Regions from separate parts of the Homo sapiens genome. Here region 2 is linked to region 1. Evidence: chromatin loops called from intact Hi-C (ENCODE). Cell type or tissue: sigmoid colon. All regions are shown on one strand. Links, peaks and the distances in the headings refer to the core of each region. The heading gives the core; the rest is flanking DNA.

What was found. Hi-C counts contacts between places; a loop is a spot of excess contacts. Peaks named below come from ENCODE experiments on the same cell type or tissue, not always from the same donor. Only the 100,000 strongest peaks of a DNase experiment are listed, where the experiment ranks them.
Region 2: it touches region 1 in a loop (3.0-fold over the local background); 3 of 110 quality-filtered maps call a loop at or near these places.

The regions. Positions count from the first base shown.
Region 1 is chr9:18,065,179-18,070,569 of GRCh38, reverse strand. It overlaps a transcript of ADAMTSL1 not described here. Among named protein-coding and RNA genes, the nearest start is that of ADAMTSL1, 410 kb to the left of the region's middle. In sigmoid colon, for the core only: no CTCF peak of the experiment used is centred there; a DNase peak (open chromatin) is centred at 2,879; H3K27me3 peaks cover 415 bases.
Region 2 is chr9:18,134,575-18,139,965 of GRCh38, reverse strand. It overlaps a transcript of ADAMTSL1 not described here. Among named protein-coding and RNA genes, the nearest start is that of ADAMTSL1, 340 kb to the left of the region's middle. In sigmoid colon, for the core only: no CTCF peak of the experiment used is centred there; no DNase peak of the experiment used is centred there.

The sequences.
Region 1 (5,391 bases), core at 145-5,144:
AAGCAAAACTTATTGTGCAAAACGCTTCCTCAAATTTGCATCCTCCACTTTCTACCATTCATTCATTTACTCATACATTCCTATTCCCTACCTCTCTCTCTCATTTCTTCAATTTCACATTCCGTCCCCAGGCAAAATTCTTGAAAAACTGTATAAGAGTCTATCATCCCTATTTCTTCTCGTTCTGTTAATTTTCCAGCCAGCCACATTTGCCTGCCATCCCTCTCTGAAGCAACTCCTGCTCTTAGCTATGTCGACCAAGTCAGATGGGTTTCCCAGCACTGGCTCCTCTGTGGAAGGACTGGCTATCCACTCCTTCAGGACATGTTTTCCTCCCTCAGCTTCACTAGACGGTGCTCTCCTATCCAGTCCTTTTTATGGTTATTCTGGTTCTTTGAATGCTTGTGTTTCTTAGAATTCAGTCCTCTTACCTAGTCTGTTTTCAGTCCACACTTACTCACTGGATTATCTCATATAGACCTGTAGCCTCACATCTAAGCTTAAGACTGACGAGTTTACTCACTGGTCTACTCTAGATCTCATGCAGACATTTCCACTCAATATGTCTAAACCTGAATTCCTAATCTCCCCATGACAAGTTCTGAAACCAAAGATTCAACTATAGGCTCCAATGTTTCCACCTCCCACATCCAATCTCTCACCAAATCCCATAATATATGTTCTAAATAGCATTCCCTTTGTCTTCATCAACTTTTAATTGATTCTTTTCTCTGCACCACCAATGCCATTACCATAGTTTAGAGACCTCCTGATCTTTCTCATGGACTACTATAGCAGTTTCAACACTATGGCTTCATTCTATCATAACCTCACTTCTACTCAATCCACCCTCCATGTATTGACAGGGTCTAAAGATAAATCCAATCAGATCACAGTATTGTCAAAATAAATAAACACTTCAGCAGCTAAAGAATAAAGCCCAGATTAGGAGTGAAATCACATGTTAATATGTTTTAAACTATAAATTTTGACCCATAAGTGGGCTTTGAAATCAAGTTAATGGGTTGTAACCAGCATTAAAACAATATGAAATAGAATAGAATAGGCAATATCAGAGTGTGCTGCAAAGCATAATGGTAAACTTATGAACCTTTTGTTTCAGTGTTTGCATTTTCCATATATGTGTATGTATGTATGTATGTATATAATACGTTGCAGTGTAATATGTCCTTCTTATTGTGAGTAAAATGTGAGCCACATATATAATTTAAATGTTTCCAGTAACTGCATTAGAAAAAAGTAAACTAAAATAGGTGGAATAAGTTGTATATTTTCTTCAACTCGATATATTGAAATTATCATTTCAACATGTCATAAGTTAAAAATGAAACATATTCTTTTTTATACTAAGTCTTTGAGATATGGTGTGTATGTTACACTTAAAGCACATCCTAATTCAGACACCGTATTTCAGCTGCCAGATAGCTTACATGTCAGCAGTGAGTCACGTAATGATAGACCTGTTTTAGACACACACTTAGCTAATGTAACCATCCATTCTTCCTTGTATCTTCCTGTCTTTACACATGCTGTTCTGTTGTTTTGTTTTTAAATCCATCTGGTAAACTCCTATTTATCTTTATACCTTTACCTCAAGGACCACCTCCACTGGAAACTCTCCTGACTTACAAGGCCAAGTTAGGTAACCTCTTCTAGGTCCCAGAGTAAAGTGCTGTATAGCACTATACCACTCTGTAATTGATCTTTCACATGCTGCCTTAGGCTGTCAGAATGTGAGCTTCTTGAATGCAAAGATGTATCTTACTTGCTTTTATAACCTTAGAACTTAGCACTGCTATTGCCACATAGAGTGCTTTCAGTGAAAACTTGTTAAATATATTAAAATTTCTAGATTCACAACATTAAAAACTTCCAGAAGCATCCAGGGGGACACATAGTCAGTCATGGCTCCAGCTGAGAACCTCTGCTTGGTTTGCGTTTCCCTTTAGGAACCCTGGGTTGAAGCCTTTCCTTGTGGGGTTTACCATTTTGAGGTGCATTTGTTCATTGGTATCCATGGAGGATTGGTTCTAGAACCCCAGAGAATAGCAAAATCCATACATGTTTAAGTTCCTTATATAAAATGGTCTAGTATTTGCATATGGCCTACACAGACCTTCTTGTAAACATTAAATGATCTGTAGATTACTTATAATACCTAATTCAAGGTAAATGCTATGTAAATAGTTGATACACTGTATTGTTTTAATTTGTATTATTTTTATTGTTGTATTGTTATTTTTAGTTGTTTTTCTTTTTGACTTTATTTGTGATCCATGGTTGGTTGAATCCAGAGATGTATAACATACAGATATGGAGGGCCAACTGCACTTACACTCTCACTGATGGGAAGAGCTGCTATCTTAATAAACAGTCCATTTCTAAGGGTGGGGTGGGCCAGCCCTTTACTGATTCACAGGAAGTACGTTTTTGGCCAATACACCCCATCACTATGCCTCCGGGCAGGACCAGACCAAACCACTTCAGATGGCTATTATTATTACTAACAACTTCCAGAAACCTAACTTCCACAGTCTCCCTTTCAAATTGTTTTGTTTTTAAAAAAATTATCCTGTCGAAAGCTTTTCTTACCTACTCTAAATCCTCTGTGCTCACTGTCAGCCCACCCCCTCCTGTTTGAATCTCAGGAGAGCTACAGAGGAGCTTACCAGGAGGCTCTAGAAAAGAACCCTCTTATGCTTCAATAACAGCATTAAATCACCCTTAAGTCTTCTCTTCTCCAGGGTAAACAATCCAAATTTCTTTAGCCTTCCTCCATAGATCTTATTTTACAAGCTTTTAATCACCGCCTCCAGACAAGACTCTCCAAGTTCCTAGGCCCGGCTGCTGTTGTAAAGCTTAGTGCTGCCGACAGCTCTCTGTGCTGAGTATTTCACCGCCCCTCCATCCTGACTGTGAATAATATCTCTTCATATTAGGTAATGGCCTCAAGAAAACTGGAATATGAATTAACATGACTGTAATTCTCAAAATCAGGAAAGTTTTGTAATCTAAATTGCCCACTACTTAAACTCACTAAACACAGTAAGAGCACAATGATTATGGTTTCAATGTGGTATGTGGCATTTTATGCTTTCATATTTCTCATCTCATAATATGGCAAAAGGCCCTCTAGAATGAGGAAGAGGAGGTGGAGGAAGAGGAGTATCTGCTAATGTTTTTGAATTTTCACTGCATGCCAGGTATTGTTCCATGCATTATACATATTAACTCTTTAAGTAAGTAAAACAAATAAAGTAGGCATCATCATTTCTATTGTGACCTTAACAACGAGAAAGTTAGCACAAAAAGATTAAATAACTTGATGAAATTTACATGGCTAGTAAATAGTAGAGCTGGGATTGGAATCTAAAGAGTCAGGCTAACCCTTAACCACTTGCATTTTTTTTTATTATACTTTAAGTTTTAGGGTACATGTGCACAATGTGCAGGTTAGTTACATATGTGTACATGTGCCATGCTGGTGTGATGCACCCATTAACTCGTCATTTAGCATTAGGTATATCTCCTAATGCTATCCCTCCTCTCTCCCCCCACCCCACAACAGTCCCCAGAGTGTGATGTTCCCCTTCCTGTGTCCATGTGTTCTCATTGTTCAATTCCCACCTATGAGTGAGAATATGCGGTGTTTGGTTTTTTGTTCTCGCAATAGTTTACTGAGAATGATGATTTCCACTTTCATCTATGTCTCTCCAAAGGACATGAACTCATCATTTTTTATGGCTGCATAGTATTCCATGGTGTATATGTGCCACATTTTCTTAATCCAGTCTATCATTGTTGGACATTTGGGTTGATCTAACAGCTTGTTCACTGAACCCACTGCTATTTTGATTAGGATCTCATAGTCATAAAATTCTGTTTAAATTTCACCTAGAATTGCTGTTTAAATTAAGGGAATAAACAACAACAAAATATTTCAACAACATACCTAAATGAGAATAGCAATTTTTAATTACCTAAAAATATAAAAACAATATTTTAGTAAAGAGCTAGTCATCTAATAATCACTTGCTTTCTGTATATATAGGTACACATTATATAAATATGTATTTTCAAAAGGGATGGATGCATAAAATAATAAAGAATATTTTAGATACTTTTAAGTCAACTTAAAGTTAATTAGATATAAATAACCCTACCTCCTATGTCTTATATAAACATTTGTAACTATCTTTCTCTATGTAACTGAACACTAGTTACCCTGGTGATGCTAGCATCCCAGAAATATGAGCAATTTATTATAATACTTCTATTATTGGTGCTTCAGTTTCTGTGTCAAAATCTTTATTATACAGCAGCATTTCCCAAGACTTGGGATGCTTTATCACTGACGGTACTTAGGATTTTAAGAATACTCAAATTGTTTTCGGGATTTATGCAAGATTATTTGAAAGAACATAGTGACACTATATTAAATAACATCACCTTGTCATAAGCTTATTTCTTTTGCCATTTCTTTCAATCATTCTGATTAAATAAGGGAGAACTGGTCATTGTGGTGGTGCCATTCTTTTTTTTTTTTTTTTTTTTTTTTTTTTTGAGATGGAGTCTCGCTCTGTCCCAAGCTGAAGCTGGAGTGCAGTGGGGGCGATCTCGGCTCACTGCAACCTCCGCCTCCCAGGTTCAAGTGATTCTCCTGCCTCAGCCTCCTGAATAGCTGGGATTACAGGCACTTGCCACCATGCCCAGCTAATTTTTGTATTTTTAATAGAGACAGGGTTTTGCCATGTTGGCCAGGCTGGTCTCGAACTCCTGCCTTCAGGTGATCCACCCGCCTCGGCCTCCCAAAGTGCTGGGATTACAGGCGTGAGCCACCGCGCCTGGCCCTTTCTAACACTTAAGAATCTCCCATTTAACAAAGAACAAACTAACCTTAAGCACAGAGACTTGGGCAGACAACAAAACATAGCTAGAATTTAAAGACGTCATTTTATTACCCCTGTGTTTATTTTTCCAATTACTTTTCATCTACGACCTGTGGCACTACTTTTCACTTATGGTGGTGATATAAAGTTCACTTTTAAGTTAACTGAATTACAAAGTAAGCAGATTTAATGACATAGTTCAAAATTATAATGGTACATAAAAATGGAAACAATTATAAAGAGGGCATGCAAATGATTGAACTTTGAGAAGAGAGTAATGAAACACCATGAGTTAATCCACACTTATTAAAGATGAAAACCTAAATCCTTAAAGACATGCAGTCTCCTTACTCTGTGACTAGAAATTGCCAGCCAACACAATAGCTTATTCCATCTCTGTGTACAGGAAATCCTTGCATGTACATCCCAACAGAGATGTGAATCTGTCCCTCTGGGTAAGATGTGAATCAGTGTGGTATAT
Region 2 (5,391 bases), core at 214-5,213, 69 kb before region 1:
ATCATTAGCATCCTCTAAATTTCCAGAACCTAAAAATTTCATCAGTCTCTGGAGACAGAGGAGGATATGAGCTTTGGTGACTGGCTGAAATCATAAGAAACCAACAAAGAGGAATCATATTTTAATTTAGGGGATGAACCACAAGATATATATTTGAAATTTTCTAATGTAAAATTCAAAATTCAAGCTTAAGTGGACCAATATGAGTGGGAAAAAAATTGTGATCTCATGTCTATATCTTGTCTTACTTCTGCAGTTTATAAGGTTAAAATATAACCTACATAGCAGTCACATAGGATAGCTATATGGGTTATTTTGTATATGTAGCATGGCATATATTCAGTAGCTATTAATTCATGATTTCTTGGATACCTAAAAGTTGGATGGAACTCACTTCCTTGGAAGGATTCCCATCTAGAGGTATTAAAACTCTTCTGTGGATTTTCTCAGGGGTTATCAGAATAGGATGGTTAACAGAAGGTGGAATGCAAAAGAAGGAAGTTGGCACCCCTTCCTTTGACTCTGTTCTCTCTCACCCACTTTGGGAAGCTTTCATTCATCACAAATGAAGACACTCTTGTTGCTGTTAAATCTGCTGACAAGTAATGTCATCGGTTCTACTTCAAGGTGTAGGAGACCTTGTAGAATCAGGTAAATATGCTGCCATGTGCCCTCCTCTGCCTTGGGAGTGAAAGGAGGAAATCTAACACTGACTTAGGGAACAACATATGCCTCATGAATACAGAACACAGAAACTACATTGACGAAAGATTGCCATTTCAACACTGCATTTAGAATCACAATTCCATAAGGTTCAAGGTTTGCTGAATCAATCAGTCAATCAGTCAAAAAACCATAAGATGTTACAGGAAGACATCTTAAGAGAGCATCTCATTCTACCCTTTATCATCTAGGCAAGAGAAATGAAATTAAAACAGGTGAGGTAATCTCCTGCAAGGTTCCTTAGTGGCAGACACAAGTAAAATCCACGTCTCCAGATTATCAGTCTTCCTCATACACACACATATTCACACTCATACACACAGTCAACTATGCACTCTTTAAACTCATGAGGGCATGCAAGAGGCTTATGGCTATGGTGCAATCCACTTGAGGCAGAGCGTTAGATCTTGGTCTTGACATTTCAACCACCCGAGACAAGATCTACTTGAAGCTAAATAATCTCACTGGAATGCTGGTGCTCCAGCAGGAGTTCGTGAGGATGCTGCAGAAAGCATAACCTCACCCTCCTTTTTTTCCTTTTGATCTCTGGGACTCCTAGAACTCGCTTACTGTGTCTCTATAGTGTTTCCTTTATCATCAAGGTAAATTTAGAACAGTCACACTACGAAAACGTGTTTTCAAAGTCAGTGTTCCACAGGAGGAACATCACAGAAGAAACAATGCCCAGCACTAGTAGCCATGGCCGCACACCAGCTGCTTTGTGTACTATGAAGCTGGAGTATAAATTCAAATGCAAATGAATTTTCAAAAATTCAGCAAATTTGCAGGTTTGCAAACCTACAGCCTCCTCAAGTTCGTTACTCCCTAAAAGTAGCATACTCTGCCTTAAAATCCTTAGCTGCTGGATACATGGGTATAAAAGAGATAATTGGGGAGATATCTATCTAGAAAAAACACATGCAAGATATGTATGTATATCTGGTTTAAAACCTGAAACACAGTTTGGTTTTAAGAAAATTCTAAAAGTATAATAATTATAATACATATTCCTTTCCATTTACAGAGCAATTTGAACACATATTGCCTCATTTAATACTTACTTTTCGCCATACTCCCATGAGGTGAGTTCCATCACCCCTCCCTTACAGAGGAGGAAACGAGTCTCAGGAGGTTTAAGTTACTTGCTGAAGAACATGCGGCCAGCAAGTGGCATAGCAGGGAATCAAACCCTGCTCTACAGTATTTCAAAACACAGTGCCAAAGGTTATGCATCTCAGGGCTTCTGGAGAGTTGGTCCGGCTGTCCACTAGGTGGTCCCTAGCTTGAGATCCTTCACCTAACAATAAGAATAACTCTCCCTAGCAAGATTTACTTGAGTGAGTCTTAGGTCAAAGATGCCTCTCTTTTGAATGTTTCTCTTGCCACACTTGGAAAAAGTTACTGCTCTGCACCAAATTCTTAGCACCCTAGAATACAGTGTTTTAAAGTGGAACTTTTGGCTACTAAAAGGGCCTTTAATTATTAAACAGATAGTGAAACAAAATACAGAATTCTACAACTGTAGGCATTCCATCATTTCAGGTGGGAATTCTTTATAATTATTTTTTCTTCCACAGGGTTTTATTTTATACATTGTTTTAGTTTTCTCCGAAGTCGTTATATAAATCCCAGTGGAAAAATTCGTCTATTGCAGAGCCATAAAGTGTTTTCTTAAAAATTCCATCACCCACTTTATTACTGGACAGCAACTACAGAAGGACTTACATGTTAAGAGATTTAAGTTTAACCACTGAGACTAATGGAGCCTGGACTTGCAATGTTAGTCTGTTAGAATTTTTTTAAATGATTGGAAGACCCCCATGTGTTTTCCAAAGATGAATATTGAAGGCTCAAGGCTTCAGCCAGTCCCAGTTTAGCCTGAATACAACGATAAAGAAACACTTCTTTCTATGATATGTATTATAATTCTTTCAAAAATAAAGTCATTTATATTTTCATCTGTTTTCAAACTTATGTTAATTTATTTTCTATTTAAAATGAAAGAAAATCTGCCAATAAATAGAAAGAAAATCTAAGACTAGACTGAGAATCTCCAGCAACAACAGATTTTCCCTCAGAAACCTGGGCTACTATCATTGCATGGACCAGTCCAGAAATTCCGATTTCATCCCTGACTGTATGCCCTCATCTTTCACAACTGTCCACCCTCATCTGATCTGTCATCATTTTCTGCTGATAATCTCTCAAATGTCTTGCTTCAACTCTTTCCCTTCCCTTCCCATGATACTCAGACACCCTGCCTCAGAGTTCAGGCCTTGTCCTGTTTCACCTTAACTATGGCTTGGCCTCCCCATTGTTGACCCTCCTTACAATTTTGCCTTCTTTAAGTCATCCTCACACATTAGCCTCTGTGACTGTTTTAAAAGGCAGCCTTTGTCCTGTACTGCCTTGCTTAAATATGCCAATGGTTGCTGGTTACCAGCAATAAGGTCTTACTCCTTGCCACAGTACACAAGGCTAACCACACTGCAACCCCAGCTGCTGCCCAAATATCTGTCTATTTTCCTACTTCACAGCTTTTGATCTCACAGCCTTTTCTGTTTGGAATGCCATTCCTTCTCTTTTTTGTTTGTAGACACAATTTAATGTTCCACATAAATCTTATCCTCTCTGTGAAGCCCAAGTTGACTTCCACAAACAGAGCTAGCCCTTTTCTCTCCTGTGCCATAGCGGTGTGATTCTCTTTCCTACTCTACTAAAGCACTTCACCCTTGCATTCTGTACCTGTTTACACAGTTATCTCTCCTAACATCCTACAACGTCAGGGACTGTTTTTCGTGTTAATATTATAGCCCTAACACCTACATACCATGACTACAGGGATTTTAGAGAATATAGGCCACTCTTGCTTAAATGCAATTTGCTTACATTTACTGTCTAATCCAGTGGTTTCCAAGTGGCAGCTGATTGCCTGCATTGAAATCATCTGGGAGCAATTATGAAAATGAATCCCAATGCACACCTCTGACGTTCTTAATTAGACTCTCTAAAGGTATTCTTTGGAAATATTTATTTTTTAATAAGCTTCCCAAATGATTCTGATGTGCAGCCAGGTTTGGGAACCACTATGCAACTTACTTCACTTACGGAGCCTTGTAAATGCTCTTACTGCCTTTTTCCACATCAGTATTATGTGACTGAGGGAGGCAGTGCGAGGCATGGGTTACAGAGTAAGAGGGTTTGAATCCTGGCTGTGTACATCAGAGTTACATGATCCTGAGCAAATAAATGAACTAATCTGTGCCTTGGATTCCTCATCTTAAATGAGAGAAAGTCTATATTTCTCAGAGGACTGTTTGTGAGGATTGAGTGAGGGGTATGCCATATAAAGCCTTTGGTATAGTACCTGTTGCATGGAAGGCACTGCATCAGTGTAAGCTGTGATGGAGAAATTGGCTTCTCCTCAGGAAGACAGCACCTCATATCCACAGAGCAATCCTCAGAGGCATCTTAGGTGGTGTGTGTATATGTGTATATACAAGGTATACATATAGGATACATACACATATGATAGATATACATGTGATATACATGCATATGGTATACACACATGCCTATATATTAATATATAAAAGAAAACTCTGTATTTTTTTTAAAGCAGGGTTTGCTACATTGCCTAGGCTGGCCTCAAACTCCTGGGCTCAGCAGTTCTCCCATCTCAGCCTCCTGAGTATCTGGGACTACAGGCATGCACCACTATGCCTGGCAGTCCTACATTTCTGATGTGTTAAACAACTGGATGTGGTAACTGTCCACCTTGTGGCTAGTAAAATATGCCCTCCTTCCTTTCAGCAATACAATTCACAGAAAATATATTTTTTTAAGCATTTTACATTTTGAGCCTCTGGACTTATATTCCCAAAGAGTTGCTTTCCTCATAGTTCATTAATCTTATTAATGAACACTGTTTTTGTGTTTAAGTTTATCCTTGAAAACTTGATATGAATGCATAGTACGTATGGAGCCCTCAGTTAAAAGAATTCAATTGTGACTATTTCCTAACTGCAGCGTTTTATGTTTTTTACTTAACTAGAGCAGATTCCACATATGGAGTTATACATGCAGGCCAGTTCTAAGTCAGATGTTTATAATTACAAATACTGAAATATCTCAGTCAGATAAGAAACAGAGATAGATTGTGCCCCAGGTGAAAACCAGGTATTATCAACAATGAGAAAAGAAAAGGCAATGGCAGTATTGATTCCCTTGTCTGATCCCGTGTTTTTCTAAGTGAAGAGACCAGTGTAATTACCCAGATGAAATATCAGTGCAATTTTCTAATGACACTGACTCCCTTACAGTTATTGAAGTTGTGATGGTGGCATGGTTAGCCTTCCTGGCAGTCCCCAACAAGTCTTCAGAATTGGCTGATGTCCTTATTGTCTGTGCTAAAGGAAGAGTCTGTCTCCACAACAAACCCTGCCATTCTGTTTCCTACTTTAAAGATCAAAATATCATTTCAGATGCTTGGGTTTCACTTCTCCAGTGAATTCATCTCCCTATATTCGATAATGACTTTAGTAAATCTAAGGCTGTTTACTTTAAAGAAAGAACCACCACACCCACTGGCAAGTTTTGAGTACATTACATAGAACAGTACTTCTTCAGTGTCAAATGTGTGCTTCAGTTAAATGTCTAGTACTATGG